2 separate regions of the Homo sapiens genome follow, and region 1 is linked to region 2. A link is a contact called in ENCODE Hi-C or POLR2A ChIA-PET data. All regions are on one chromosome and are shown on one strand. The core of a region is the stretch at or near the end of the contact, and the rest is flanking DNA. Distances in the headings are between cores, read along the strand shown. Region 1 has its middle 47 kb from the start of TPRG1-AS1. Region 2 overlaps LPP (LIM domain containing preferred translocation partner in lipoma).

Region 1 (3,492 bases), core at 88-2,587, 640 kb after region 2:
CATCTCTAAGCCATCCACCACTGCAGGCAGCCTGGCATTTCCAAGCCACAAATTGGACCCCACTGTCCCCCTGATCCCCTGATCCTATTTACTGTCTCTCCTTCACCCCTAAGACATGATCAAAATTCCTCAGCAAAACTTTGAAGTCTTCAGGTTATCTTATCTATTCCCACTTCTCCCCAACACACCTGCCATTAAAGTACATACCCTTCTCCAACAGATCTCACATCTCTGGGTAGACTGCTCCTTCCCCTTCCTTTCTGAGAATTATAAAAGAACTCTCGGCACATAATGCCTCCATCCTGAACCCCTGCTGGAAAAGACTTGACCAACCCTAGCATAGCTTCTGGCAACCCAAGGCTGCATCTCTGGGAAGACCTAGCCCATCTTTTAGTTGCTGTCTGAAAAACTTAGTAGTTGTAAAAAGAATTTACTGTATCTTCTAGCTGAGACTTGAGGAGAGGTCGCCGTCTCCCTCTTTCTTAGAGAATTTACTTTAAGGAGCTTGCAATTGTAAATCTTTCCTCTGTTACTTTGAGATGTATGTGTATGTGTCTCCTACAACCCAGGAGTGTCTTTCTCAAGGACCTGAAAGCAAAGCCATTCCTTTGAAAGGTAATCATCAGGAAGGATAGGGCCTTGGTCTCTAAATCTCCATGGGAGAATAGACTCCTAAAAAGCAGACACGGCTGGCTTCATCACATTTACACTGACCTGCCCTCCAACCCACTTTTTGTAACTGTTCACTTTCCTGACTGCTTGAGCTCACTCCCTGTCCCTACTCCTTCATTCTCCTTCTAAAACACCCAGTTACCTCCACACAATTGGGAACAGAGCTGAGCTTTTTTTCCCTACTGTCAGCGCTTACTGTGCAAGATTTATTTTCACCACTTTAACACGTCTGCCTTTGTTTATCTTTAACAATTCCGCACTCCAAGACCCAGCCCTCAGGTTACCGCCTCCAGGAAATCTCCTTTCTTTGGCCTCCAGGAAGGTGTTTGCCTCTCGTAAGTGTGCCTATGCAACTTGAAACACACATACACTAGGATAGTCATGTGAAACTAAAATTTCCTTTTCCTCTGGTCAAAATTCCATCTAGACTAAAGCCCTAAAGGTCGCAAATTGGGTTTTACTTATTCCCATATGCATGGTGCCAGGTATAGAACAGACCTTGAATAAATGCATATCAAGTGGAGACTTGAATGAATGAGGGAATGAGTGTCTGTGTGTGGGATTGTAAGGGTTAAGAGGCCTCTTTCTAGAGCTGTCCCTGTAAAAAATGGAGACCCAGAGGTGTGGTTGCAGAGCAGGAGCAAGGCAATTACCCTTCTCCAGGAGGAGATGAAGACAGACCAGTGTGGACTTGCCCTTCGTTGCCTCTGAGATGTTTTCCATTCCATTTCTACCCTTCCCAAATCTTTGTTAGTTTGTACGCAAGATCTTTTTCCTCCAGGGCTGTGAAGAACTATTTTCTGTTATTTATTGTAATGGGGTGGGGAGAAGTGAGGGGACTCAAATCTTTTCAAACACCAGACAAAATTTGCCAGCTGAAAGGGCTTCATCTTGGCCATAACCAGATGAAAATGTGTGATGTCAAGCCAACCTAAGCTATCCCATTGTTTTTAAGTGTGACTAAATACTGACTAATATTACTTCCTCTGGCACTTTTCATTTTTTTTTTTTTTTTGACTCAGTACAATGGAAATGTTCCAGGCTGTTGTTATAGTTTGCTGTCTGGACAGAATGACTTCCTGCACATCATAACCACTTATGATGGAGAAAAATAGAAGGGGTGAGAATCCCAAAATTCCCAAGAATACCCCTAAGTTTAGCAATGGCTTTTGGCTTGGATTTTTGTTGTTTTTGTTGTTATGTTTTGTTCACAAAAGCAATAAAGAATACTGAAATCCAAGTTGGAAGGGACCTTGCCAAAGTTGCTCATTGAGGAGCCAACATTTTTCCGGCCATCCTGAGACCTGCAGTGTCGCCACGACATTCCCTGCCAAGCAGTTCAGACTGGTAAATTCTCTCTTTCTTCAGGAGTTCTGTTCCTTCAAAAACAAGCTCTCACACCTTTGGACTATTAGCACTCTCTTCTGCCTCCCTGCAGACTCTTCTTTTTAGCTCTGCCTTTTGGGAAGCAAGTGGTGTTTGAGGAAAGGAAAGTGATTCAGAGCCGTGTTCCATGCAGACTAGATCACTGGAGACACGATTGGTAGTGACTTTTCTCACAGAGGAAATGAAGAAGTAAGCAGAGCCTAAGCTCTGGGAATGTCTTCAGAGAGTGGAAACAAAGGATACTGTTTAAACGTGCGTCTGGAAGGTCAGATAAGTCCCTTCTCTCACATGTATGGCAGATGATAGATAACCAAAATTGTCTGATCCAAGCATTTCAGACTGAATGAAGTTCCAGTATGTTCTCCACTCCTTCTAAAACCAATAAGCCCCTGCCCCATCCAACTCCTAGGTTCAGTCTCTATTAGCTACCACTTTAGGCTATATGTTGAACAGTCATCACCCTCAGCTTTCTGCCTCTCCCAATCAATCTGGTGGCAGCACAGATCAGCTGTCCCGTGCCACCTTCAGAGAAAGCCTGCTATCCCTCTCAAAAAGATTTTCCTCCCATTATTGTTAGAAGCTAGAGCATTCACAAGGAGGTGCAGTACCCCTCTGAAAATCAATTAAAGCCCCTTTCAACTGTGGGATACGCTTTTCCCGGGGTGTGAGTCATTTCCATAACTCTGAGTTTCCACCAGTTTTAGGGTCAAAGAAAAAGCCAGCCCCCACAGGGCCTTTCAGCTCCCTGGGAATTTTAAGAAAAAGGATTCATTCCATGGCAGAGATGATTGCCTTCTTTTTAACTGCAATTGGTGGCCCAGAAACCACAGCCATCAAATGCAGAAGCTTTGCTAAATCATCACTATTTCAGCTACTAATTAGATCTAATGTTCACAGCAGAGGAGTCTGTGCGAGCAATAAACCACTTCTTCAAGTGATGAAACTTCCAAGTAAACACACTTTGATTACCACAAGAAACATTCCCTTGCACAGGTTTTTTGAGCCAATGAATAGAACCCCCCAGACATGGCTCCATAAATGGAGTAGCAGTAGACTGGAACTCTGGATGAGCACAGACAACCCTGTCTCAATTAGTCAGTCCCCTGCTCTACCTTTTGGGTTCTGGCAAGATGCCTCCAAGGGCCATATATGTGACAAAGTAAATTTTAGTTAACAGCAAATTCGCTGGGTATACCATGAGACGACACTGCCTGAAGGCTTGGGCCATCCAGTGAGAAAATCATCTGCTACTTCTGGGGTGTAGGGTCGCAGGTCCCTTGGACCCAATGTAAGGGAGTAGGTTTAGAGAAAGGGACCGTAGTGGCAAGGAAACCTGAGGCACTGTGCTAAATACTTTTTTACATTAGTTATCGCATAGCAAAAATATTGGCATTGGCTCCAGAACATTCTCAGAAGTGCTCACTTGATGTGCCT
Region 2 (3,291 bases), core at 367-2,866:
AAGAAGTGACTGTTATATTTAAATCATATATAGCTTCATGATGAAAAAAGGAAAAACAATTCTTGGGACCGGACATGGTGGCTCATGCCTGTAATTCCAGCAGTTTGGGAGACCAAGGTAGGAGAATTGCTTGAGGTCAAAGGTTTGAGACCAGCCTGGGCAACACAGTGAGACCCTGTCTCTCCAAAAAAAAAAAAAATATATATTAGCTAGATGTGGTGGCACATATCTGTAGTCCTACCCACTCAGGAGGCTGAGGAGGTGGGAGGATCGCTTGAACCCAGGAGTTTAAGGCTGCAGTGAGCTAGAACGGTGCCATTGCACTTCAGCTTGGGTCACAGAGTGCAACTCTGTCTATAAAACAAAGACAAAAGCACCACAGTTCGTTAGATATAACTGAATATTATCTTCATTTCCTACTGTAGTGGTTCTTAGAAAGGTTGTTTCTTAAGTTAGAAACTGTTGCCTAAGTATTTAGGATGTGGCAGGCACTGTGCTACATGCTGGGGTTGACGAATGCATGGGATTCGGCTCTCTCCCAGGCTGGTGGGAAGAGGACACATCTAGAAGCCAGGGTATATACCCCGAAGGGGTTTGAGGCAGTGCAGAGTTGATGATGATGGTCTCCAGCCTGCCTTTCCTTTACAAAAATGAGGAGACTGCATCTCACATTGCCAACGAGCTGCTTGACTCTACCGATATTCCCTACCAAGCACGATTATGGGTAGTCTTAAAATTCTTAATAATAAAATAGATATTGAAAATAGTGTTTTTTTTTTTAACAGTGAAAGTAATATGTACTCATGTATAGGTTTTCAATATACAGGAAACTATAAAATGAAAAGGATTGTACCTGTAATCCCACCCCTTACAGCTAACTACTGTGACATTTTATTTGTAGAAGTCCATTTTGCTATCAGACCTCAAGTTTTAAAATCTTAACTCACCCTCTGTAACCTAGTTCTCAGCTCTATTTTATGTAACGTTTTTAAAGGATTCAAGATTTAAAATAAACTTATCTCACCCCAAATGCACTTGTATATTTTTGACACCCCCTCATCTCTCTCTCTCTCTTGTCTCTCTCTCTTCTCTGTCTCTCACTCTATCTCAGTTCTCTTTCTCCTCTTCTTTCTCTCTCTCCTCTCTCCTCTCTCTGTCTTTCTCTCTCTGTCTCACACACACACACGGGGAAAAAAAATCACTCGAGTTAAGAATCAGTCTCTCATTTTACAGATAGGAAAACTGAAATCTAGAACTTGTCTGAAATCATGTTAAAAAAAAAAAAGTGGTAATCTGTGCTCGAACCCAGGTCTCCTGAATTTTCGTTCAGTGCTTTTTCCATTCTACAGTGATGCCTCCTTACTAGGTCATAGAAACAGTGGCAGAGGGAGAAAAGGAAAAATACGTCAGCTCCAAAGAGTGCAGTTTTTTTTTTTCTGTGTCCTTTAGCTGAGCTATTTTTGTGACTATTCAGTACATGTACAATGCTGCCTCTTGGAGTGTTCCGGCTAGACTAAGAGGCCATTCACTGCTGACTGCAGCCATGCCATCCCTCCATGGAATCCTCGGCCCGGAAATCAGATGGGAACAAACTATTCCAATATACAAATCAAATTTCAGAGTCTGAGTGTACACAGAAAAATTACTGGATATCCTGTTGGACTATGTACATAACAATGACACAGTGATTTATGAGGGTATGATGGGGCAGAGGGTAGCGGGTGATGTTGGAGTTGATTCATCACTTAAGCGCTAATCCATTCACCAGCTCCAGTCAGACTTCAACACAAATGCCAAATTATTCATCTTCCCTAAATCCAACCCTATTATTTTCTCTCTCAAAACCTTCAGTTGCTTCCTTTTGCATATGGAAGAGAGCGTGGACTCCTCCATCTGGCATTTAAGGCTTTCTATGATCTGTCCTCCCAGACATTGATAGGCTGTGGAGATACAGTAAGGTAGTTGTTATGAGCCACACCTTGCAGCCAGGCTGCTCCAGCACCAAGCAACACTTTCCCCGGGAGGTTGCTGCACCTCCCTGCTCCTCACTTTCCTCATTTGTGGAATAGGAATAGGGTCATTGTGAGAATTAAATAAGTTAATATTTGTAAAGGGTTTAACAGTGACTAGCTCATAATCCGTCACGTAGAAAGTTTTTTCTTAGCTCATTTAATAAGTACCTTTCTAACCCATCACTGATAGCATTTTTCTTTTGCACCAGACTTCTTTCTAGTCATTGCTGGGAGCGTCCTCTCATTTTCCTGCCTCCCTGTAGCTGTCACTCTCACTCCTAAACTGTTGGCGTTCTCATTTTGGCTTGCCCAAATCTTACGCATTCTTTTAAGTCCATGTTCAAGTGAATCCTCACTGATTTTGTTCTTCATTCATCCCCTTAACAGACTTTTATGGAGGGTCTACTGTGTGCAAGGTGTATTATGTAGGAAGCCTTCCACAGTTCCCAGAGCTAGGTGAGCTCTGTCATGTAGGCCTGTCTTGTACATATCACCTTCGACATTGCTGAGCAGTTTGTGTTGGACATGTTTGATCTCCTCCCCTAGAATATAAACAGCTGGAGAGTAGGATGCTTATTAGTAGGTGCTTATTAAGCTTTCTTTAAAATGAGTAAGTGCACATGCTACCTTTTATAGATCTGTTACCTTCTAATGAAGGCAAGAACAATAGGAACAAACATTAGTTTTGTGTGTGTGTGTGAGAGAGAGAGAGACAGAGAGGGAGAGAGAAAGAGAGAGAGAGATTTTGAATGGGAATAATTATGAGGCCACATCTGAGGGCAAATAACCACTTCCAAGTTGAAGAAAGGCAAGGAGAAGACAGGAATGAGAGGAGAGCTGTAGCAGTCAAAGGAAACGGGATGAGAATATGTTATTCTCTGAATCATAAAGCATTTGCTCTGAGAAATGTTTTTCCTTAAGTGGTATAAAATGTAAAATGAATTGGGTCTTAGTTTTTCTTTTCCTCTTTAGGAGGTTGGAGCTGATTTTTAAAATGAGGTAGGGGAGGGAGGTGGGGTTTGGAGAAAGAAAGTGAAAATTGTTTTCTGAAACTCTGTTTGTCAAATAACTCTCTGGAGAGAAAGTTCAGAGGGTGAGGGCCTGCCAAAGCTGACCAGCAGCACACAGGCCAAATCGTTCTTTCGTCATTGTCCTGGTCACTTCCCCACCCCTGTTCGCCACCCCCAAACACCTTTTTTCTTCTCTCTCTCTCTCTCTGTGTGTGTCTCTCTCTCTTTCTTTTCTTTCCTTTTTTTTCTTTTTATAACATATGAATATT

The links. Hi-C counts contacts between places; a loop is a spot of excess contacts on that map. ChIA-PET counts read pairs that join two places held with the same protein, here RNA polymerase II (POLR2A). Pooled maps may share reads with other maps.
Region 1: a loop to region 2 is called in a map of endothelial cell of umbilical vein, with 4 times the contacts of the local background. The contact joins two enhancer-like sites. A Hi-C loop is called at or near these places in 1 of 168 maps with a recorded cell type or tissue (endothelial cell of umbilical vein) and 6 of 50 pooled maps. POLR2A ChIA-PET finds 5 or more read pairs at or near these places in 1 of 52 experiments (activated T-cell).

The regions. Positions count from the first base shown.
Region 1 is chr3:188,899,159-188,902,650 of GRCh38, forward strand. No RefSeq gene overlaps it. Among named protein-coding and RNA genes, the nearest start is that of TPRG1-AS1, 47 kb to the right of the region's middle. RefSeq lists an enhancer at 1,113-2,312. Within about 2 kb of position 1,338, at least 7 of the 41 ENCODE cell types and tissues checked have a DNase peak (open chromatin) inside an H3K27ac peak, as active enhancers do; they include endothelial cell of umbilical vein, where a contact is called at or near this core.
Region 2 is chr3:188,261,560-188,264,850 of GRCh38, forward strand. The region is part of intron 2 of LPP (LIM domain containing preferred translocation partner in lipoma); the gene reads left to right. Among named protein-coding and RNA genes, the nearest start is that of FLJ42393, 85 kb to the left of the region's middle. Within about 2 kb of position 1,617, at least 19 of the 41 ENCODE cell types and tissues checked have a DNase peak (open chromatin) inside an H3K27ac peak, as active enhancers do; they include endothelial cell of umbilical vein, where a contact is called at or near this core.